Regions from separate parts of the Homo sapiens genome. Here all the other regions are linked to region 2. Evidence: read pairs that join two places in POLR2A ChIA-PET (ENCODE). Cell type or tissue: HepG2. All regions are shown on one strand. Links, peaks and the distances in the headings refer to the core of each region. The heading gives the core; the rest is flanking DNA.

Region 1 (7,953 bases), core at 1,964-6,963, 120 kb after region 2:
ACGCTTGCTTAGCCAAAGTGCCAGGGGCTGGGGACACGGGAATGAGTGACCCAGAAATGAGGGCCCTCATGGAGCTGAAAGCATTCTGGGCTTGGTGACTTTGAGGAAGTGGCTTTTGAACTGAGACCTGAAATACCAAGGCATGTGGATATCTGGGGAAAGAGTGATCCTGGCAGTGGGAACAGAGAGTGCAAAGGCCCAGAGGCATGAATGAGCTTGGTGTGTTTGACCCACAGCAAGGAAGCTGGTGTGGTTGGATGGAACCAAACAAGAAAGAGGTCTAGGAGCAGAGGTCAGGGAGGGAGCTGGGGCCAGATACCTGCATTGTCTCATTTAACTTGTGTAATAACCCTACCAGATAGGAGCTACTCTCATGCAAATGTTACAGATGAAGTAACAGAGGCACAGAGAGGTTCAGTGACTTGTCCAGGGTCACACACCTGAAGGTGGCAGAGCAGGGCTGTGAACCTAGAAGCTCCAGAGTCCTCAGTCCTCACCATGGTGTTTAAACACAATAAAATCTATGCCTGAGTGCTGAAGACACACCTGCCATTTAGATCGATCCACTTTTTTACATTGTCGGTGTACTCCCTGCCATCCATCTGCCCAGAAATACTGTGAATGTGGGCAGCGCAGGACTGGTTCCTCCAAGCCCCATTTTACAGACAGTCCAATCATTTTACATATTATTTTATGAATGAGCACCTTCCTCAGTGTCTCAGACCAGGGGTCCCCACACAGCAGGGCCACACAGCAGGAGGTGAGTGGCGGGTGAGTGAGCGAAGTTTTATCTGTATTTACAGCTGCTCCCCATCGCTCGCATTACCACCCAAGCTCGGCCACCTGTCAGGTCAGCTGAGGCATTAGATGATTCTCACAGGAGCACAAACCCTTTTGTGAACTGCACATGTGAGGGATCTGGGTTGCGTACTTTTTCTTTTTTTTTTAAGACGGAGTTTCGCTCTTGTCGCCCAGACTGGAGTGCAATGGTGCGATCTTGGCTCACTGCAATCTCCACCTCCCCATGTTCAAGTGATTCTCCTGCCTCAGCCTGGTGGCTGGGATTACAGGCCTGTGCTATCACACCCAGCTAATTTTTGTATTTTTAGTAGAGACAGGGTTTCACTGTGTTGGCCAGGCTGGTGTCGAACTCCTGGCCTCAGGTGATCCACCTGCCTCAGTCTCCCAAAGTGCTGGGATTACAGGCATGAGCCACTGCACGCGGCCCTGGGTGCGTGCTTCTTATGAGACTCTAATGCCTGATGATCTGTCACTGTCTCCCATCGCCCTTGGATGGGACCATCTAATTGCAGGAAAATAAGCTCAGGGCTCCCACTGATTCTGCATTATGGTGAGTTGTATAATTATTTCATTATATGTTACCATATAATAATAATAGAAATAAAGTACGTAATACATGTAATGTGCTTGAATCATCCCGAAGCCATGGCCCCAACCACGGCCTCTGGCAGTGGAGGCTGGAGTCCACATCACGCTCTGTGCTGGGTGCAGGAATGGAGATGAGTGGGTGTCCTGCTCATTTCCCTGAGGAGGAACCTGAGGCTCAGGCTAGAGACTTACCTGGGTGACACGGCTCCTAAGTGGCAGAGTCCAGATTCAAACCCAGGGCTACAGACCCAGAAGCCTGTGCATTTAACCACGGTTCTGAGCTATCCAGCCCAAAGAGGAGAGTTTAAAAGGATTACATTTCTTCGTTGGAAATCAGTGAGCATAGTCGCCCAGAACCATTTTTGAAAAACTCAGAGAAGGCCTATGTTTTCCTGAAGCGGCCAGGGAAGTATTCTGCCTTTTTAAAAGGGAAGACTGAATTCTAGGGAGGAGAGGCACCAGCTCTCTGGGCTGGGCAGGTCTCCAAGCTGGCAGGGCCACAGCCTCCCGACGGTCTTGCCTCTAGCATATTTCTTCCAGAAGCCACATTTCCACAGGTGGGCAGCTCTAACTGGGAGAAAATCTTCCTGAGATTTAGCCAAATTAGCTTTCTTTCTTTCTTTTTTTTTTTTTGAGATGGAGTCTCACTCTGCTGCCCAGGCTGGAGTGCAGTGGCGCAATCTCAGCTCACTGCAATCTCTGCCTCCCGGGTTCAAGTGATTCTCCTGCCTCAACCTCCCGAGTAGCTGGGATTTCAGGCACACACCACCACGCCTGGCTAATTTTTGTATTTTTATTAGCAATGGGGTTTCACCATGCTGGCCAGACTGGTCTCAAACTCCTGACCTAGGGTGATCCGCCCACCTCAGCCTCCCAAAGTGCTGGTATTACAGGTGTGAGCCACCGTGCCCAGCCCAAATTAGCTTTCTAGGAGCTTCCACTTTCTGAGTCTGTTTCTGCCTCTTGGAGGTAGTGACCATCTCCCTCCAAACTCGGATACTTCTCTTATTCAGACTACACAACTGTAGTTATTTCAGGTATTCTCCCTGACTCAGGAAATTATAAGTTTGGCCTGCCTTGGCACATGAGTCAACTGGTTGGAGTCCCACGCAAAGACTGTTTGTTTGGTCAAAGAGGAAGGAGACTATTACCTCCTTGGATCTAGAGCTTATACTTCTGTTGATGCAACCTGGAATCATACTGTGTAGCAGCCATATCCCACTTGGAGTGCATATTGGGCTTGTCAGCTAAAATCTCCATGTTTCTCTTCTATATGAGCTGCTGTTAATCCAAGTTTCTTCTATTCTGAGAGTCCTTGTCTAAAGCTAAGAGGTTCCAGTTTTTCATGCTCTCTAATAAATCTACTTCAGGCTAACATGCTATCATTTTTTCTTTGAGTACTGCTTTGGTTTCTTTCCACAACTTGTTACACAATGTTATTCACTGCCCAGTTTAGAATTTCCCTTTTGGTTCCCATTTTAAGACTTATTTAATTATATGCTTTTTAAATTTTTGAGACAGATAGAATTTTTTAAGTTATCTTTTTATTGTTGATTTCTAAATTTGGTCATCATGGTTGTTGTGGTCAATATATGTGGTTCCTATAATATCAGTGGTAGAGAATTTGCTGAGATCTTTATAGGATTTTCTGGTCATTTTTTTCCTCTTGTGTTTGAAAAGAATGTATATTTTCTGTTGGGTATAAGGTTCTAGAAATGTATCTATTTGATCAAGCTAGCTATTATATTATCTATATTTGTTATGTCACTATGTGGTTTTTTTTTTTTTACCTGATTTACCTCCCACCGTAATACAATTACAATTCACCATAATAGAGGCTTTGTTAAGTTCTCCTTTTGAGTCTGTCAGTTTTTTGCTTTATTTTTGAAGCTATGTTGTTAAGTGCATAGCCATATGAGTAGAATAAGGGTTCAGGATTTTTATACCTTTTTGGTGAATTGTTGCATTTTCCCGAGTAGCTGGGACTACAGATGTGCACTACCACGCCTAGCTGATGTTTGTGTTTTTTGTAGAGATGGGATTTCGCTATGTTTCCCGGGCCAGTCTCAAACTCCTAGGTTCAAGCAGTCTGCCCACCTCAGCCTCCCAAAGTGCTGGGATTACAGGCATGAGCCACCGCAGCTGGCTGAATTGTTCCTTTAATCAGTATAAAAGAGCCAACTTCCAGCCTGGGCAGCATAGTGAGACCCCATCTCTACCAAAAACTAAAAATTAGCTGGGTGTGGTGGCGTGCACCTGTAGTTCCAGCTACTTGGGAGGGCGAGGTGGGAGAATCACTTGAGACCAGGAATTCAAGGCCGCAGTGAGCTATGATTGCTCCACTGCACTCCAGTCTAGGTGACAGAGTGAGACATTCTCAAAAAAACAAAAACAAAAAAACCATCCACCTTCTCTCTTCTAATACTTACTCAAGACATCATTGTCATGAATTCTATTTTATTGATGTCAGTACTCCTGTACTAATAAGCCAGATGAGTTAAAAACAACAGCAGCCTTGCAACCAGCCATGAAGCAAGTGATCTTATTCTCATTTCACAGATGAGGAGACTGAGGCTCTGAGTGGACTCCAGCCTGCCACGGTCTCCCACCGAGTCAGGTTGGAGCCTGCACTTAGGCCCAGAGTTATGCTTCTGTGTCTCAGATGCTTGGGGGTCCCTGCCCACAAAGGTGGCCCCCATGTCTGTGTGTCCCCACCCATCCAGGAATGGTATGGGGTGAGACAACAGGAAGAGCTCCATGGGTAGTCCCCACCCACTGCCTTCCATATGCCAGTCTGCAAGCAGAAAATGAACGGGAAGCTCTTACCTGTGCCCATGTGTTGTCCTGGCTTTGGGTTTGCCCAGGGGGCAAAGTCCTGGTCATTGTTGAGACAAGTTCACTGCTGCTGAGGGCCGAGCAAATGGTGACAAAGGCCAGATTCTAAATTCCTACCTGGTTACTTCCTGCTCCGTCACCATCACCTCGGGCAAATTCTGAACCTCCCTCAGCCTCATTCCTCCATCTGTGCTTGCAGGGAGAATATTTTACTGTATCTTCCATAGTGAGCTTTCCAGGAGAAGCAAAAAAGAGTGGTGTATAAAAAAGCAAGTTTATGACTGCTTCTGTGCCAGGCACTGTGCTGTGCACTCCAGAGCCAAAGGCCTGGGTTCAAATCCCAGCCCACTCACTAGCTGTGCATCCTTAGGCAGGTTCCTGACCCTCTCTGGGCCTCGGCTTCTCCATCTCTGCAATGGAGATGATATTAATTGTATCTGCAATGCTCCTTGGATTGGGTCCATGGTTAAGTGAGTGAGTGAGGCTCAAGGGCTTCTTTTTTTTTTTTTAGAGATAGGGTCTCACTCTGTTGCCCAGGCTGGAGTGCAGTGGCATGATCACAGTTCACTGCAGCTGCGACCTCGTGGGCTCAAGCCATCCTCCTGCCTCATCTCCCTTAGTAGCTGGGACTACAGGCATGTGCCACCATGCCTGGCAATTTTTTTTTGTATTTTTGGTAGAGACGGGGTCTTGCCATGTTACCCAGGCTGGTCTTGAACTCCTGGACTCAAGTGATCTACCTGCCTCAGCCTCCCAAATGGCTGTGATTACAGGTAGGAGCCACCGCGCCCAGCCTTCAAGTGCTTTTTTTTGTTAGTGAGACTGGTACAACCAATGCCAAGGCTGGTGAGCAAAGTTGCACCCAGTTGGGGAGGGGCGAAACCAAGGGCAGAAGGGCCCAGGGCATGGCCTCTCATGGCTGAAGGAAGAGGGGACACGTGGCCAGTCACAGTGACCTCTGCAGACCTCAAGAAGGAGGCCAGCTAGGAGCCATAGCTGTCACTAAGACAGTCAAAATCTAATCAGCACCCTGGCGCCAAGAGGCCATTGTCCGCTGCTCAGGACAGTGAGTGATAGTCGATAACCAGCTCTCTGGAGGTCAGGGCCCCGAGGTGGCTGAGATCTGTGCCTGCATTAGGACATTTAAGGGGACTCCAAGCCAGGATTTGCTAGTGTTTGCCCAGCAGGGAGAGGTGGAAAATTGGGGATGACCAACCAGGCCTCCCTGCTCACAGCCAGGGGAATTCATCCTGTCGTTCTTCCATTCAGCAAATATTCATGGAGCACCTGCTGTGTGCCAGGCACCGTGCTAGGCTCTGGGGAGATGGCTGTGAGCGGGATCGACACTGGCCTTGTGTGAGCTGGCCTTGCAGTAGGGGATATGAGCACCAAACACATAAGGCCCGAGTGTGCAATATGCCACAAAGATTGCAGAGAAATAAAGCAAGATAACAGGTTGCAGAAAGATGGAGGCCAGGCTGGCTGCTGTTCCTGGGTAGGTGGCTTCTGGACACAGTTTCCTCAGGCTCTGTTTCCTCCTTTGGGCCTCTGGAATCTTCTGAAGACAGGCCTGGCTTCCAGGATCCCGGATGGAGTTGCCTGTTGACTGTGTGGACTCAAAGTGTCCACAGTGCGCCGGAGCGCGTGGTCTTCCCCAGCAAATCTGCTTCTCTTCTCGGCTCTCCATCGTGGGAAGGGTCCCTGGGATCCTCCCCACCACCCCAGCCTGAGGCCACTTTCCCTCTGTCCCCGCTCTCCCCAGCCTGCTTTCCCCACCAAGCGCCACCAAGTCCCTGCTGCCTCCTCCTCCCAAACAGGCTCAAACCTGCCCCCTCTTCGCCAGCTCTCAGCTCAGCCCGCTCCTCTCCTGCTTAAGAGCCTTCACTGGCTCCCCACTGCCCTAGAGACAGAGTTTGAGTCTACTGCCATGGCTTGGCAGACGGTGTTGTCCCCGGCCTGCCAACCTTCCAGCTGCCATCCCAGCCAGTCCTTCTCCCCCTTGCTCCAGCCAAGGGCCCCGCTTGTAGGGTGGGAAGTGGGCCGTGCCCTCCCTCCTGCCTGCCTATTCGCTGGGTCTTCCCTCATTCCCTCCCTCACCCCGCCCTCTCATAAGAACCTTCAGAATCTGCCAGACGCAGTGGCTCACGCCTGTAATCCCAGCACTTTGGGAGGCTGAGGTGGGTGGATCACCTGAGGTCAGGAGTTTGAGACCAGCTTGGCCAACATGGCAAAACCCTGTGTCTGCTAAAAATACAAAAAAATTAGCTGGGCGTTGTTGTGGGCACCTGTAGTCCCAGCTACTCGGGAGACTGAGGCAGGAGAACTACTTGAACCTGGGAGACAGAGGTTGCAGTGAACTGAGATCCCACCATTGCACTCCAGCCTGGACTACACAGTGAGACTCTGTCTCAAAAAAAAAAAAAGAACCTTCAGAATCATAAAATGGGTTTAATAATTATACTTATCTCATAGGGAGGGCTTAAAGCACCTAGGCCAGTGTCTGGCACCAAGGAAACACTGTATACCTGTTAAAATAAGAATAAAATAAAATACACATGCTCACTTATTGAGTGCCTGCTGTATGTCGGGCCCCTCCCCGAGAGAACTCTGGTGCATCCCCGATAAAGAAACCTGACCCTCTAGGATGAGGGAGGGTCTTCCCTGAGCGCCTGCTAACAGCCTCCTCTGCTAATCTGAAGTCCTGCAGCTTGCCCAGCAGGCTGGCTTGTCACACGGGCTACCCCCACAGGCCGCCATCTTGGAAAAGGCCAATGGCTGTGGAATCATTCTTGACTCCTATTAGCCTTCCTGTTCTCTCTCCCGCCCCACAGCATCCATCCTGTCAGCAAATCCTGTGGGCTCTGTCTTCAACACAGATCTAGAATTCAGCCCCTTCTCAACCTCCCCATCTCCGCAGCCTGGTGTGAGCCCTGGCACCTCTCTCTGGGGCCAGTGTGGTAGCCTCCTCACTGCTACCCACTTCTACCCGTGCCCCCACCACCCAAGCAAGAGAGGTCTTTTTTAAAGTCTCATCATGTCACTTCTTTGCTCAAAACGCTCTGGCAACTTCTTCCTTGCTCAAATATTTGTTAAAAGAAGAAAGGAATGAATGAATGAATGGCCTGTTTGCATCTGTAATAGCCAGCACATAGGCAGTACTTGGAAAACACCCACAGCAAGAATAAATGAGGAGATGGCTGGACACGGCAGCTCATGCCTGTAGCATGTTGGAAGGCCGAGGCAGGAGGTTTGCTTGAGGCCAGGAGTTTGAGGTTGCAGTGAGCTATGATTGTGCCATAGCACTCCAGCTTGGGCCACAGAGAGAGATCCCCATCTCTACAAAAATTTAAAAATTATTCGAGCATGGTGGTGTGTGCCTGTAGTCACAACTACTTGGGAGGCTAAGGCAGGAGGATCACTTGAGCCCAGGAGTTCAAGGCTGCACTGAGCCGTGACGGTGCGACTGCATTCTAGCCACAGAATGAGACCCTGTCTCTAAAGCAAAAAAGAGAAGGAGAATAAGTGAGGTACTTGAGCAAGTGGGTGAGGATGGTTGAGCCACAGCAGGCCCACAGGGAGGCTGGTGGGTGCTGTTGGTGGAGGGGGCCGATTTGTGTTCCTGGTGGCTGCAGAGCCAGTCTGTTGCCTCCCCTCCCTCCCACTGGCTGGGCTGGGGACGGAGCCAACCAGGCAGATCCCGGGCCATTCTGGGGCCCTGGCCTGGCCTGC
Region 2 (7,953 bases), core at 1,412-6,411:
GCTTTTCCCATCCCTATGTCCTGAATGGTATTGCCTAGGTTTTCTTCTACAGCTTCTATGGTTTTAGGTCTTATGTTTAAGTCTTTAATCCATCTTGAATTAATTTTTGTATAAGGTGTAAGGTAGAGATCCAGTTTCAGCTTTCTGCATATGGCTAGCCAGTTTTCGCAGCACGATTTATTAAATAGGGAATCCTTTCCCCATTGCTTGTTTTTGTCAGGTGTGTCAAAGATCAGATAGTTGTAGATGTGTGGTGTTATTTCTGAGGCCTCTGTTCTGTTCCATTGGTCTATATATCTGTTTTGGTACCAGTACCATGCTGTTTTGGTTACTATAGCCTTGTAGTACAGTTTGAAGTCAGGTAGCATGATGCCTCCAGCTTTGTTCTTTTTGCTTAGGATTGTCTTGGCTATGCAGGCTCTTTTTTGGTTCCACATGAAGTTTAAAGTAGTTTTTTCCAATTCTGTGAAGAAAGTCAGTGGTGGCTTGATGGGGATAGCATTGAATCTATAAATTACTTTGGGCAGTATGGCCATTTTCATGATATTGATTCTTCCTATCCATGAGCATGGAATGTTCTTGCATTTGTTTGTGTCCTCTTTTATTTCCTTGAGCAGTGGTTTGTAGTTCTCCTTGAAGAGGTCCTTCACATCCCTTGTAAGTTGGATTCCTAGGTATTTTATTGAATGGGAGTTCACTCATGATTTGACTCTCGGTTTGTCTGGTATTGGTGTATAGGAATGCTTGTGATTTTTGTACATTCTACTATAAAGACACATGCACACGTATGTTTTTTGCAGCACTGTTCACAATAGCAACCAACCCAAATGCCCATCAATGATAGACTGGATAAAGAAAATGTGGCACATATGCACCATGGAATACTATGCAGCCATAAAAAAGGATGAGTTCATGTCCTTTGCAAGGACATGGATGAAAATGGAAACCATCATTCTCAGCAAAGTAACACAAGAAGAGAAAACCAAACACCACATGTCCTCAATCATAAGTGAGAGTTGAACAATGAGAACACGTAGACACAGGGAGGGGAACATCACACACTAGGGCCTGGCAGGGGGTGGGGTCCTGGGGGAGGGATGGCATTAGGAGAAATACCTAAGGCAAATGACAAGTTGATGGGTGTAGCAAACCAACATGGCACATGTATACGTATGTAACAAACCTGCACGCTGTGCACATGTAAACCAAAACTTAAAGTATAATTTTAAAAAAATAAAAAAGAAAAATCCTATTTGAAGGAAACAAAAAAGAGTGGCTTTATTTGAAAGGATTATTGCAAGGTGCAGGAGGGACTTTTTTTTCTTTTTTTTTTGAGACGGAGTCTCGCTCTGTCATCCAGGCTGGAGTGCGGTGTCTCGGCCCACTGCAAGCTCCGCCTCCCAGGTTCACACCATTCTCCTGCCTCAGCCTCCCGAGTAGCTGGGACTACAGGTGCCCGTGACCACACCCGGGTAATTTTTTGTATTTTTAGTAGAGACGGGGTTTCACTGTGTTAGCCAGGATGGTCTCAATCTCCTGACCTCGTGATCCGCCCGCCTCGGCCTCCCAAAGTGCTGGGATTACAGGTGTGAGCCACCACGCCTGGCCAGGAGGGACTATTATAACAGGGGAAGGGAGACTTGCAAAAGAGAGTACACTGTGGCCACAAGGGTTAGGCCAAAAAGAGCTTTTCTTTCATAGGAAGAAGAAAACAAGGCTAGAAAGAACCTGGAAGTGGGGTGAAAGGGTGACATGATGGGTTAGTAGATCAGAGAATATATCAACCTGAGGCCAGCCTATTCTGAGGAGGGGCTGTCTGCTGGCCCAGGCCCAGGGTGAGCCAAAGTTCAGGGGCCTGGAGGAAGGAAAGAATCTTAACCAAAGTGGTTGACCAGCGTTTTATAAGGATTGATTAGTGGGACAAGCAGTTCAGGTAATCACTTATAAGACAATGAATGAGAATTGGAGGGTCTGTGTCCTGTTTACCTGCTCTCACAGGTAAACAATGGGGGTGGTGTCTTGGAGTCTTATCTAAATTCTCTTGTGGGGGTGGGGGGTGATTCTTTGCAGTAAACTTTTTTCCACAACACAAAAGGGTGAGAGCAATTCCTTTTTACTTTTTTCCGGGGACACAAGACTCAGGGAAAATTCAACATTGTCACTACTCAAGGGTGGAAACTTAGTGTAGCACATAACCATGAGGATTCTAAACCTGTGGCTGCTGAGTTCAAACACCAGCATCCCAGTGAGCCTGGTGGGTTAGGAGATCTTTCTGTGCTTTACTTGCTCCCTCCCTGATATGGTTTGGCTGTGTCCCCACCCAAATCTCATCTTGAATTGTAGCTCCCATAATTCCGTGTTGCGGAAGGGCCCAGTAGGAGATAACTGAATGATAGGGGAGGTTCCCCTCATACTGTTCTCCTGGTAGTGAATATGACTCATGAGATCTGATGGTTTTATAAGCGGTTTCCCTTTTCACTTGGTTCTCATTATCTCGTCTTCCACCATGTAAAACGTGCCTTTCACCTTCCACCATGATTTTGAGGCCTCCCCAGCCATGTGGAACTGTGAATCCATTAAACCTTTTTGTTTGTAAATTGCCCAGTCTCGGGTATGTCTTTATCAGCAGCATGAAAGCGGACTAATACACTCCCTAAAATGGGGATGAGCATGATCATTACAATAGCTACGATCCTCATATTTTTAAAGTATTTTAGCACCGTACCTAGAATCCACTAATCTATGAACTGATCCTGAGCAAGCCTGTTTCCTACTCAGACCCCAAGCTCAGTACGAACATAACTTTCCATGCCTCTGTGCAATGCTGCAAAAGGCGTGCATACTTGGAGTCCACAGGAGTGTGTGCTCAAAACACAAAAGTCCCAGTGACCACGCACCACTCGGCATCAAAGCAAAGGTGGCAGGAGTGTGTCCCCTGGCCACTTGCCTTCTCACTCGAACAGACTGTGGATGCAGCACTTGCTCGTGGGTAATTGTGGATCTGACTTTCCAAAAGTACAAGTATGTGGCCACTTTAATCACTGAGCCTCAGTTTCGCTCTCTGTAAAATAGGGAGAACTAATAATCCTAGCTGCAGAGATTAAATGGTGGATGCAAACAGCCTTGTACGAAGTTGTTATCTGTGCAGAGGAAAAAGCGGTATCACTAGCGTGGAAGGACCCAGAGGATACAGCCAAGCCTTTCTGTCTTCTCCATCCCCCGGCCTTTTAAACAGCAGTGGGGCGGGGCCACGGCATCGATCACTCGGCGCTCCTCCAGGCACTGCGTCGTGATCAGACGAGCGGTGAGCGATCGATACTCCTATGCTAGCCTCTGGCTCCTCAGGGGACACAGCCGAGTGGTCGGACCAAACGCAACGAGTCTTCGCCAGCCCAAAGGCGACTCGACACCGTCCCAGCTGAAGAGAGGTTAGTCTGAGCAACTCGAGAGCGGAGTCAGCTCCAGTTCCTCAGAAGTGGAGAGGCCGGGTTCAGAGGCATAGACCGCGCAGGCGTCATGTGAAGCAGCCAAGCCCGGCCTCGCGCGTGCGCCTTGGAAAACCCCGAGGGTGGCTCGAGTTGCCGCATGCGCTCTGAGAATGCAATTTAGCTCGTCGCCGGCCTGCCCTGCGGGAGGATAAAGGGAAAGGTTCCGCGCGTGCGTATGCTCGTCTCTTGGCAGTGGTTTTGCGCATGCGTGAGGGCAGGCCCTTACGGCGGGCTGCTGTGCGCTTTAGCGGTTCTTGGCGTCGCGTTGGTGTAGGCCTAGTGCGCCTGCGCGGGTTTTATACTCTGCTATATGTGTGTCCGCTGCTTTTAGGCAACCAGCCGCTGCCCCTGGGCCGCAAGGCAGGCTGGAAACGATTCCGCCGTCAGGTCCCAAATATGAGCCGCGAGAAATGCAGCCCCGGGGAAGGCGCTGAGGAGGGAAGGGGGTCTGAGGCCTCGGGGCTCAAGGCCAGTGCGGGGTACGGGGGACCCTCTGGGGCCTGGGTGTGTGACTGCCCTAAGGAAAGGTGCTTGTAGCTCGGTAGGACTTAACGATGGGCATCGGTGCGTTTCCCGGCAACGGTAGGAATCGCCGTGCTCAGGAGGACTCGGGAGCAAGCCCGGGGACAGGAGGTGCGCAGGCGTTGGGGCCACACGGACGACCCAAACACAAGACTGTGTGCCCCTTAGAGAGCCAAAGGGATCCCTGTGCCATGAATTAAAGCTTTCTGGAAAATGTTCCAAACTTTCCTGGGAAGTTTTACGAAGCTCTTGTTTTTGCACAATTTTTGTGGAATACTGCCATAATAACATTGAGGAGATTAGAGAACTGGACCGCCTGTTCCCAGAAAGCTAGGTGTAGGCTGATCTGTCCTGGAAGCCCCTTTTGGGAGGCTTTCTCATGACCAGCATGGTGCTTGCAGAGTGCCCACCCTGAGACCCTCTGCAAATCACAGTGAGGCTCTCGGAGAGGCCATTCCACCCAGCCACCTTAAAGAATACTCAGGGAGGTGCTTTAGAGGAGTTGATGTTTAAAAATAATTTAAGGCTGGGCGCGGTGCCTCACACCTGTAATCCCAGCCCTTTGGGAGGCCGAGACAGGCCGATCACTTCAGGTCAGGAGTTCACAAGACCAGCCTGACCAACATGGCGCAACCCCGTCTCTACTAAAAATAAAAAATTAGCTGAGTGTGGTGGTGCACATCTGTAATCACAGCTGCTTGGGCGGCTGAGGCAGGAGAATTGCTTGAACCTGGGAAGCGGAGGTTGCAGTGAGCCAAGATTGGGCCAGTGCACTCCAGCCTGGGTGACAGAGCGAGACTCCGTCTCAAAAAAAATAATAAAAATAATTTGAGAGAATCCTAGGATGACAGGGCAGTGGCTTCCAAGAGGGATATATCCCATAACCTACCAGGGACCTACTTTGCCAGTTTGCATAGTGAATTCTGCCTGGATGGTGAATTTATAAAGTCCAGGCCTGAGTCTATTCCGGCTGTTTTATACAGGTTATACTTGGCTCCTTTTTGTTTAGTACGACCAACAAGAAGGCTTTTATAAGATTCATTTTAGTCTTATTTATAAATCCAGGAGAAAAACCACTCAGAGGTTAGCACATAACAGCCTATATTCTGACCTTCTTTGCAAGATCATTTCATACACCAGCAGACAAGACTTTATGTAAGGAGCATTTAGGGGCTGAATCAAGTCCACTCAAAAGCTGTTTTATGCAACCCACACTTGATCTCCCCCTGAAAGCTGTTCCAGGTTATGAGGCCAGTTCACAAAGCCAGGACATAAGCCCACTCAAGCTGTTTCTATACCTGACCGCCCCCCTCCCCACAAAAATAAATAAAGCCTTCTCTGGGCCGGGCGTGGCGGCTCACACCTGTAATCTGAGCACTTTGGGAAGCCAAGCAGATCACCCTGAGGTCAGGAGTTCAAAACCAGCCTGGGCAACAGAGTGAAACCCCGTCTCTACTAAAAATAGAAAAACTAGCCAGGCACAGTGGCGGGCACCTGTAATCCCAGCTACTCAGAAGGCAGAGGCAGGAGAATTGCTTGAACTTGAGAGGCAGAGGTTGCAGTGAGGCGGGATCGCACCATTGCACTCCAGCCTGAGTGACAGAAAGACTCTGTCTCAAAAAAAATAAAAATAAAAAAACCTTCTGTGATCAACAAGAGGTCTTTGAAGGCCAATACCTGTTGAGCTCTGGGAGACTGATTTGTAAAGTGAAGATACGAGGCCACTCAGGCTTTTTGATATGGCCCACATTTGGGTTACGGTAGGTGTCAGTTTGCCTAGAATAACACCAGTTTTTTACTGATGCAGACATAAATATTAATAGCATCTTGGTTTGGATGACCCACCTATACCTGGCCACTAGAAGGCTATCTGTACAACTCCCAATAAACCCTTTTATGTAGAGCTCTCGAAGGCCAGTCTGTGGCACCACTCTCAAAGACTGCTTCACACATCTTTTTTCTTCTTGCAGGGAACTGGCAAGTCACACATCTTATTCTTGACTCCCTCCTTTGGAAGCCTGTTTGTTTAATGTAAGCCTTTTGTGTGCGTGTGCTTTTTTTTTTTTTCGGGAGGGACAGACTCTTGCTCTGTCACCCAAGCTGGAGTGCAGTGGCTAGATCTCAGCTCACCCCAACCTCTGCCTCCCAGGTTCAAGCAATTCTCCTACCTCAGCCTCCCGAGTAGCTGGGATTATAGGCGTGGACCACCACGCTGGCTAATTTTTGTATTTTTATTAGAGATGGGTTTTCACCATGTTGGCCAGGCTGGTCTCGAGCTCCTGACCTCAGGTCATCCACCCTCCTCAGCCTCCCAAAGTGCTAGGATGACAGGCGTGAGCGATGCACGTGGCCTTAATATAAGACTTTATAAACAGCAATTCAGTGAGGAGTTCTGGGAAGCCAATCAATAAAGCCAGGCCATAAGGCTACTCTGGCTAGTCCTTTCCTCTAGAAAACCTCTTGATACAACAAGAAGCCTTTTTATCAGACCAGTATATGGGAAATGCCAGAAGGCTGATGAGCCTGGACCTGAGGCCATTCAGAAAGGCAGTGACCTGTGGCTCGCACCTGACCTTCCCAGGAGGGCCATCTCAAGTGGTTGGTGGTGTGAAGGCTGCTTCTCATAGCCCATGAGGCCAGTGACCCTGGAAGATTGTTTCATACAGCCAGCAAGAGAGTGTTTCCCCAGCCAGACCAAGACTCCTTCTGTAAGGCCATTTTGCATGGCTAACAGGAGCCAATGTGAGGCTGCTCCCAGCGGGGTAGATGGACACAACAAACAATTCTTTCCTGGCACAATGAAGAAACCACAGATCGATTTGTAAAACTAAGACAAAATCTGACTTCACCTGGTCCTCAGACAAGCCCCCATCTATAGGAAGGCCAGTTTTTAAAACAAGTTACAAGGGCCGGGCGTGGTGGCTCACACCTGTAATCCCGGCACTTTAGGAGGCTGAGGTGGGTGGATCACTTGTGGTCAGGAGTTGGAGACCAGCCTGGCCAACATGGCGAAACCCCGTCTCTACTAAAAATACAAAAATTAGTCGGGCGTGATGGCATGCGTGCCTGTGGTCCCAGCTACTCAGAGGCTGAGGCAGGAGAATCACTTGAACCTGGGAGGTGGAGTTTGCAGTGAGCCGAGATCGCATCACTGCACTCCAGACTGGGTGACAGAGCAAGACTCCATCTCACAAAACTGCTTTGGAAGACTGCTTCCTATACCAGGATGTGGCTGTTTGATATGGTAACTACATAAAAGGCCAAATCATGAGAGGTTTGGGGAAGCCTATGCAACAAGGCAGAAGACTGATGCGGCCAGAATGCCACTTCACCATGCTGCCAACATAAGGCCTTGTAGGAGGCTATAGTTTTATTTTTTGAAACAGGGTCTCACTCTGTCACCCAGATGGGAGTGCAGAGGCACAAACACAGTTCACTTGCAGCCTTAAACTCCTGAGCTCAAGCAATCTTCCTGCTTCAGCTCCCGGAGTAGCTGGGGCTACAGGTGTGTGCCACCATGACCAGCTAACTAATTTTTTAATTGTTTTTAGAGACAGGGTCTTTACATGTTGCCCAGGCTGGTCTCGAATTCTTGGGCTCAAGCAGTCCTCCTGTTTCAGACTCCCGAGTAGCTGGGATTATAGGTGCCCTGCTGGGGGATAGTGTATAATAATCTTGAGGCCTTTGGGGAGGCCATTTCAAGTGGCTTATACAGAGGCAATCTGAAAAGCCATTTTGAAAACAAACTTATACAGCCATCCTGAAGCCTCTGTCTCTGGAAAACCATCATATATTGTCAACGTAAGTATCTCTGAAGGCCTTTTGATAAGGCCGTTCATTGAAGAACTCTGCATTAAAGAATAATCATAAGGCTATTTCATGTGGCCAAGAGCAGATAGTTTTGTACAGCCAACTCACAGTATTAGGAGGCCATCTTTCCCAG
Region 3 (7,953 bases), core at 1,297-6,296, 70 kb after region 2:
CCAATTTATCAAGACAGGGGAATTGCAATAGAGAAAGTTTAATTCACACAGAGCTGGCTGAACAGGAGACCACAGTTTTATTATTACTCAAATCAGTCTCCCTGGAAATTCAGGGTTTTCAAGGATAATTTGGTGGCTGGAGGTGCTGGGGATTAGAGAGTGTTGATAGGTTGGATCAGAGAGGAAAGGAGTCAAAGCTGTCCTCTTGCACTGAGTCAGATCCTGGGTTAGGACCATAGGACCAGATTAGCCAGATTACAGGGCTGGGTGGCGTCAGCTGGTGCATTAGAACACGGGTTCTGCAAAATATCTCAAGCACTGATTTTAGGTTTTAGAACAGTGATGTTACTCCCGGAAGCAATCTGGGGAGGGTCAGAATCTTGTAGCCTCCAGCTTGCGTGACCTCCTAAACCATAATTTCTAATCTTTTAGCTAATTTGTTAGTCTACAAAGGCAGACCCGTTCCTAGGCAAGGAGGGGATTTGTTTTGGGAAAGGGCTATTATTGCCTTTGTTTCAAAGTTAAACTATAAACTAAGTTCTTTCCAACATTAATTCCACCTATGTCCAGGAATGATCAAGGACAGCTTGGAAGTTAGAAGCAAGATGGAGTCAGGCCAGATCTCTTTCACTATCATAATTTTCTCAGTTATGCTTTTTACAAAGGTGGTTTTGATTTTACATAAGGGACTTGAGCATCGAGAATTTTGGTATCCATGGGGACTAAGGTACCAATCCCTCACAGATACTAAGGGATGACTGAGCTCAAGTTTTCAGCTTCAGTTTGCTCATCTATAAAGCAGGTTTAATAATAACACTTTGTTGATAATGTTATTCTGAAGATTAAAGGAAGAGTAAACGTAAACTACTTAGAAGAGTGTCTCTGGCACATTGTAAGCCCTCAATAAGTGTGAACTAACACCACTAATAAGTTCTTTATAAACTGCCTAATAGGTAGTCAAATAAGAGGGGAAATAAAGCCCTAAGGAGTAATATTTGTGTTTTGTTTGCCCTACATGGTTTTGTGAAATTTTCTATTCATTATCAATATTTAAAGTTGGGGTTTTCAATCTTTGACTGGGCATGATGGCTCATTCCTGTAATTCCAACACTTTGGGAGGCCCAGCTGGGAGGATGGCTTGAGCTCAGAAGTTTGAGATCAGCCATGGCCAACATGGTGAGGCCCCCATCTCTACAAAAAAAATATATACGCGCGCGCGCACACACACACACACACACACACACACGCAAAAATTAGCCAGGCATGGTGGTGAACACCTGTGGTCCCAGCTACTCAAGAGGCTGAGGTGGGAGGACAGCTTGAGCCAAGGAGGAAGAGGTTGCAGTGAGCTGAGATTGCATCACTGCACTCCAGCCTGTGTGACAGAGCCAGACTCTGTCTCAAAAATAAATAAATAAACTTGGGACATTTCACATAAAACCCTACTGTAGCTGACTGCTCTGGAAAAGTGGGGAAGTCTGACGACAGTGGGCCAGCCTTCCCCCATGGCAGCACTTGTTCAGAACTTGGGAGAGACCGTCCCCTTTTGTGAAGCATGTGCTTCCCTGGTGTGTGGAGAGATAAAAGAATAGAAAACGCTGGGAACACCAGCATTTCAAGATCAAAGCGTCAAGAAAAAAAGGTAGAAAGAAAAGAAAGATTCAAGACTGAGGGGGTTGGTCTTTCACTTGAAGACCATAGAAGTGATGGAAGACCAGGAAGAAATGAGAGAAGGTTTGTATTTTAGAAAAAGAACTTGGGTATATCTATTCTTTTCAAACATGCTTGGAACATTTACAGAAATTGATTACTGGGCCACAAAGGAAGCTTCAAGAAATTCTCAAGAATCTATAGGTGACATTCATGAACCACATGCTGTGAAAGTGGCATCAGAGGCACATAGGAATACAGACTTTTGAGAAGGAGGGTGTGGTCAGAATCGTCAATGCTCTGGAGAGGTCGAGTAAGATGCGCCACTGATTTAGAATTTGATGGCCAACAAAGGCCATCTTAATAGAGAGGGGAGGAAGCCAGATCGAACTCCAAGAGTGAAGAGTGGAAGTTGAGGAAGTGGAGAGGGAATGCTGACTGCTCTTTTGGGAAGTATGGCTTCAGAAGGGAAGACTTGAAGACATAGGAGCAGAGATAATAATCCATAAAATAAAAACAGGCAGCCGGGTGCGGTGGCTCACGTCTGTAATCCCAGCACTTTGGCAGGCCGAGGCGGGTGGATCATGAGGTCAGGAGTTCGAGACCAGCCTGGCCAATATGGTAACACCCTGTCTCTACTAAAAATACAAAAATTAGCTGGGCATGGTGGTGCGTGCCTGTAGGCCCAGCTACTTGGGAGGCTGAGGCAGAAGAATCACTTAAACCCAGGAGGCAGAGGTTGCTGTGAGCTGAGATCGAGCCACTGTACTCCAGCCTGGGTGACAGAGTGAGATTCCATCTCAAAAAAAAAAAAAAAAAGAATTTGAGACTAGCCTGGCCAACATAGTGAGACCCCATCTCTACTAAAAATACAAAAAATTAGCCGGGCGTAGTGGCGCACACCTGTAGTCCCAGCTACTCTGGACGCTGAGGCAGGAGAATGTCTTGAACCCAGGAGGTGGAGGTTGCAGTGAGCCGAGACTGTGCCAGTGCACCCCAGCCTGGGCAACAGAGCAAGACTCTGTCTTAAAAAAAAAAAAAAAAACACCAAAAAAAAAACAGACAAAAAGGGATGGGGTCAAAGGTGTATAGCGACAGGATTACTGTTAACCTAGAGAAGAGAAGAGACACTTCTGAAACAGCAGGAAAAGAGGTGAAAGTGGCTAAAAAAAGCTCACTCCTGATGTTTTCCGTTTTCTCCGTAAGGTAGCAAACAGTATCAATCTTTGGCTGAAGAGGGCCTGGCGTGGTGGCTCACACTTGTAATCCCAGCACTTTGGGAGGCTGAGGTGGGAGGATTGCTTGAGATCAGGAGTTCGAGACCAGCCTGGGCAACACAGCAAGACCTCGTCTCTACAAAAAAAAAATTAAAAATTAGCCGAGTGTGGTGGCATGTGTCTGTAGTCCCAGCTACTTGAGAGGTTGAGGTGGGAGGATGGCTTGAGCCTGGGAGGTAGAGCCCAGGAGGTTGAGGCTACAGTTGAGGTTAAGGTTGAGGGATGGTGCCACTGCACACCAGCCTATCCCAAAAAAAGGTTGGGAGGTGCTGAGGAGATGCTAAGGGATTTAAGGGGAATGGATCAAAAGGTTTGGAAGAGACGCTGACGACAATGCAGAGATGAGTTCCTAGCTGAGGTTGAAACCAGAAATGTGTAGAGATGACAGTTGGTTATCTGATCCCTCCCTCAACACCCCCATCCCCATCCTGGGGGCTTCAGAGCAGAAGCTCAGCCTGGATTCATACTGAAGTGGGCCTTAGCTGGGGTTAAGCAACTGATTCATAGAAGGCCAAGTGACGGGAGAATGCTACTGTCAAGTGATCCACTATGGATCTGGCAAAAATAAAAAGAAGGGAAAGTGCTGACAAATTAAAATGGAAGCAGTACAGCAATCAGAGGCCTCTATGAGGTGAATCTCGTTCAGCAGGAACAAGTAGTGAGTAAGGATCGAAGTTCATCATGCAGAGTGGTCCCCCATGGGGTGACAGTCCTGCCTCAGTATGACTCAGAGGACGGCTCATTCCCTAGTGGGCTCTGTGAGTATTTATTGGGCCTTTGAAGTGCCAGACTTTGGACTCTCTATTCCTGGACAGCTCTGATGGTTCAGACTTCTCAAAGCTGACCCTAAAATGCATGAGAGCTATGAGTACATAAATTTGTTGACCACAAGGCGAGGGCCAAGGCCTTGGCTAGAGAGGAAGCTTCGGGAAATAATATGCTGAGGGTGTTGGTCTTTCACCCGAAGACCACAGAAGCTTATGAAAAGTAAGTGATGAGATCAGGCTTGTATTTTAGAAAAAAAAACTTTGGTATATCTATTCTTTACAGAAATTGACTATGTACTGGGCCACAAAGGAAGCTTAAATGAATTCCAAAGAATCTATAGACCACATTCACAAACCGCAATGTGGTAAAATTAAACATCAACAACAAAAAGAGAGCCAAAAAGGTGTAGATACAATACACCTTAAATTAGTAACTGCAGCTGCTTCTGAGGAAGGGGCCAGGAAGTCAGAATGAACTTTTTTTTTTAACCACGTACATCTATTACTTACGAATTTTTAAAAATTAAAAATTGGGCGGACGCACTGGCTCACGCCTGTAACCCCTGCACTTTGGGAGGCCAAGGCAGGTGGATCACCTGAGGTCAGGAGTTTGAGACCAGCCTGGACAACATGATGAAACCGCATCTCTACTGAAAATACAAAAAAATCAGCCAGGCATGGTGGTGAGTGCCTGTAATCCCAGCTACTCAGGAGGTTGAGGCAGGAGAATTCCTTGAACCCAGGAGGCAGAGGTTGCAGTGAGCCAAGATCGTGCCATTGTACTCCAGCCTGGGCAACAAGAGCAAAGCTCTGTCTCAAAAAAATAAAAATTAAAATTAAAATTAAAAATTATAAGCATATATTCGAGTTTTATTTCTTAAGTGAGGTGTTGAGTACAGGACCATGTACACAGGTATTATATTTTTTATATGTTGAAAGATTTTATCATACATTTTTAAAAGAAAAAGAACACATGTTTAGAAACTGAAAACATTCAGATTAAAAAGAAAACCAATATGGAAATTATAAAATATTTGGAAATAAATGACAATGAAAACCTGACATCATAAAACATGTGGGATCCAACTAAATAATTAGCTGGGCACGGGGTTCACGCCTGTAATCCCAGCACTTTGGGAGCCTGAGGTGGGCAGATCACCTGAGATCAGGAGTTCGAGACCAGCCTGGCCAACATGACAAAACCCCGTCCCTACTAAAAATACAAAAATTAGCCGGGCATGGTGGTGGATGCATGTAATCCCAGGTAATCAGCAGGCTGAGGCAGGAGAACCGCTTGAACCCTGGAGGCGGAGGCTGCAGTGACCTGAGATCACGCCACTGCGCTCCAGCCTGGGTGACAGAGCAAGACTCCATCTCAAAATAAAAATAATAATAATAATAATAATAATTAGAGGGGGACTTATAGCTTTATACTTCTTACAAAATAAGAAAAAATGTAAGGGAGTTAATTGTTAAAAGTTAGAAAAATAACAACTACAGAAACCCAGAGAAAGCAGAAGGAAGGAAATAAGAATGAAAAAGCAGAAATGAGTAAAACAAAGAACAAAAGAAAATGAAGTTGATTATAGAAGCCAAAAGCTGGTGTTCTCTTAATGACTAATAAAATAGAAAAACTTCATGTAAGATTGATCAAGAAAATCATACAAACAATACGATAAATGGCAAACTGAACATACCAGCTAGAGTAAAAATTTTAGAAAGCACAAAAGTATACCACAAACTTTATGCCAATACATTTGAAAAATTAGAAAAAAGGTAATTTTAACAAAAATAAAAATTACAAAACTTGACCCAAGAAGAAAAGTGTTAGGTTGGTGCAAAAGTAATTGAGGTTTTTGCCATTAAAAGTAATAATCACTAATGAAATCGAACTAGAAATATAGGATATGCTTCACCTCCTAAGATGTCCAGAACAAGTAAGTTTTACTGGAGTGATCAGCACACACAAAAAGACTATATTATGCAAAATTCACTGGAATATGAACAAGATAGAGAAAGCTATTCAACACATTCTGAGACTAGTTTAATTTTGACACCAAAAAGAGAACAGCAAAATTAAAGAAAATGTCAGGCTCATCTATATTACAAATATGTATTGAAAAAAATTCAGTCTACCAGTGTATCAAAAGAATATCTCTTCCAAAAGAGAAAATTCACATGGCCAAAAAATATGTGGGGACCAGGTGCAATAGCTCATGCCTGTAATCCCAGGATTTTGGGAGGCTGAGGCGGGTGGATCACTTGAGGTCAGGAGTTCGAGACAAGCCTGGCCAACATGGTGAAACCCCATCTCTCCTAAAAATACAAAAATTAGCTGGGCATGGTGGCAGGCACCTGTAGTCCCAGCTACTTGGGAGGCTGAGGTGGGAGAATCACTTGAACCTGGGAGGCAGAGGTTGCATTGAGCCAAGATCACACCACTGCACTCCAGCCTGGGTGATGGAGCTAGACTCCATATTAAAATATATATATATATATATTTATATATATGTATATTTATAAAATATATATTTAAATATAAATATAAAATATACATTTAAATATAAATATATATGGAAAGATGTTTAACCTCACTATTAGTTGGAAATAAAACAAGAAAAGGAAACCAACTTTTTCCCTATAAGAATGACAAAATGTGGTCAAGGGTAAAGAAAGACCAGTATTGTACGTATATGGTGGGGTTATAAATGTTGTATATAGCCCCTCTGGAGAGCTATTTGGTGTTACTGAAATTGAAAAAGCTTATCTAGCAATTCCACTTCTAGGAATTTAACTGAAGAAAATCTCCCATGTGTGCTTGAGATTTGCTGCAACAATGTGGTGGGAAAAAATGAAACGTCCTAAAGAGCCATTAATAAGGAAATCAAAAAGCAAGATAGTCATGTACCACGGGTGGTCATATAACATGAAAAGGAATGAATTAACTCACAAGTGTCTACATGAATGAATCCTGAAAGCATAGATAGAGTGGGGGAAAAGCAAGATATAAAGATGATACAGCAAGATCACCATTTATGCAAATTTGGAGCAGTGCAAAATGGCAATATTATAATTTGCCAGTAGATAAGCATATGCATATAAAACTATTTTCTATTTAAGGATTGAAAAGATTGTTATAAAGCTCAAGCTAGAGGGCCTCTAGGAAGGGGAAAGGAAGATTGGGATGGGAGAAGAGAATAAAGATCTTGAGGTTTATCTGGAATATTCTAATTTTATTTCTATTCATTTATTTTGAGCTGGAGTCTTGTTCTGTCACCCATGCTGGAGTGCAGTGACGCGATCTTGGCTCACTGCAACCTCTGCCTCCTAGGTTCAAGCGATTCTCCTGCCTCAGCCTCCCAAGTAGCTGGGACTACAGGTGCACGCCACCACACCCAGCTAATTTTTGTATTTTTAGTGGAGACGGGGTTTCCTCATGTTGGCCAGGCTGGTCTTGAACTCCTGACCTCAAGTAATCCGCCCACCTCAGCCTCCGAAAGTGGGATTATAGGCGTGAGCCACCGCTCCCAGCCTGGAGTATTCTAATTGTGAACTAAAATAATAAAACTATGTATTCATATAGCAATGAATTTAAGGATTGAAAAGATTTGAAAATTTAATTTTTCAAATATTGGCTTTAAAAAGGCGTTAAAGTCAAATATGCCAAAATGTTAACAGTGGTTAATGTTGGATGGTAGAAAAATGGACAACTGTCATTTTTTTCACTTTTACTTTTCTGTATTTGAAAACAAATTTCTGATAGGAGTGAAAATATGAAAAAAGAATTAAAAGTGTATTTTTGAAAAGTACATAGCAATGAATGGAGAAGAGAATGGAGACTAGAGACCGGGTTTTTCACAGCCCAGGTCAAGCCCTTTTCAGAGTCGTTTTCATCAGCATTTGTATACTACATCATTTTTGTTTCTTTTTTTATAAAGCTCAGCAGTGTGATAAATACATAATTTTTGGATTCATGAAATTTTAAGTTCAAGCCAGGTGCAGTGGCTCATGCCTGTAATCCCAGCACTTTGGGAGGCCAAGACAATTGGATCACGTGAGGTCAGGAGTTTGAGAACAACCTGGGCGAAACCCCATCTCTACTAAAAATACAAAAATACACACACACACACAAAATTAGCCAGGCATGGTGGCACATGCCTATAATCCCAGCTACTCAGGAGGCTGAGGCAGGAGAATCGCTTGAACCCAGGAGGCGGAGGTTGCAGTGAGCCGAGATGGCGCCACTGCACTCCAGCCTG

What was found. ChIA-PET counts read pairs that join two places held together with the same protein. Peaks named below come from ENCODE experiments on the same cell type or tissue, not always from the same donor. Only the 100,000 strongest peaks of a DNase experiment are listed, where the experiment ranks them.
Region 1: POLR2A ChIA-PET joins it to region 2 with 12 read pairs; 12 of 35 experiments call an interaction of 5 or more read pairs at or near these places.
Region 3: POLR2A ChIA-PET joins it to region 2 with 16 read pairs; 14 of 35 experiments call an interaction of 5 or more read pairs at or near these places.

Annotation. Positions count from the first base shown.
Region 1 is chr16:27,318,940-27,326,892 of GRCh38, forward strand. All of the region lies in intron 1 of IL4R (interleukin 4 receptor), which reads left to right. Among named protein-coding and RNA genes, the nearest start is that of IL4R, 8.9 kb to the left of the region's middle. RefSeq lists enhancers at 1-25, 5,527-6,381 and a silencer at 387-436. In HepG2, for the core only: no CTCF peak of the experiment used is centred there; a DNase peak (open chromatin) is centred at 4,272.
Region 2 is chr16:27,200,209-27,208,161 of GRCh38, forward strand. It overlaps KDM8 (lysine demethylase 8), which reads left to right and starts at 3,318. Exons shown (of 8, transcript NM_024773.3): 1 at 3,318-3,428. RefSeq lists an enhancer at 3,363-3,522. In HepG2, for the core only: no CTCF peak of the experiment used is centred there; a DNase peak (open chromatin) is centred at 3,643; H3K4me3 peaks cover 1,800 bases.
Region 3 is chr16:27,270,341-27,278,293 of GRCh38, forward strand. All of the region lies in intron 1 of NSMCE1-DT (NSMCE1 divergent transcript), which reads left to right. Among named protein-coding and RNA genes, the nearest start is that of NSMCE1, 5.5 kb to the left of the region's middle. RefSeq lists an enhancer at 1,314-1,862. In HepG2, for the core only: a CTCF peak has its summit at 3,680; DNase peaks (open chromatin) are centred at 1,431 and 3,691; H3K4me3 peaks cover 281 bases.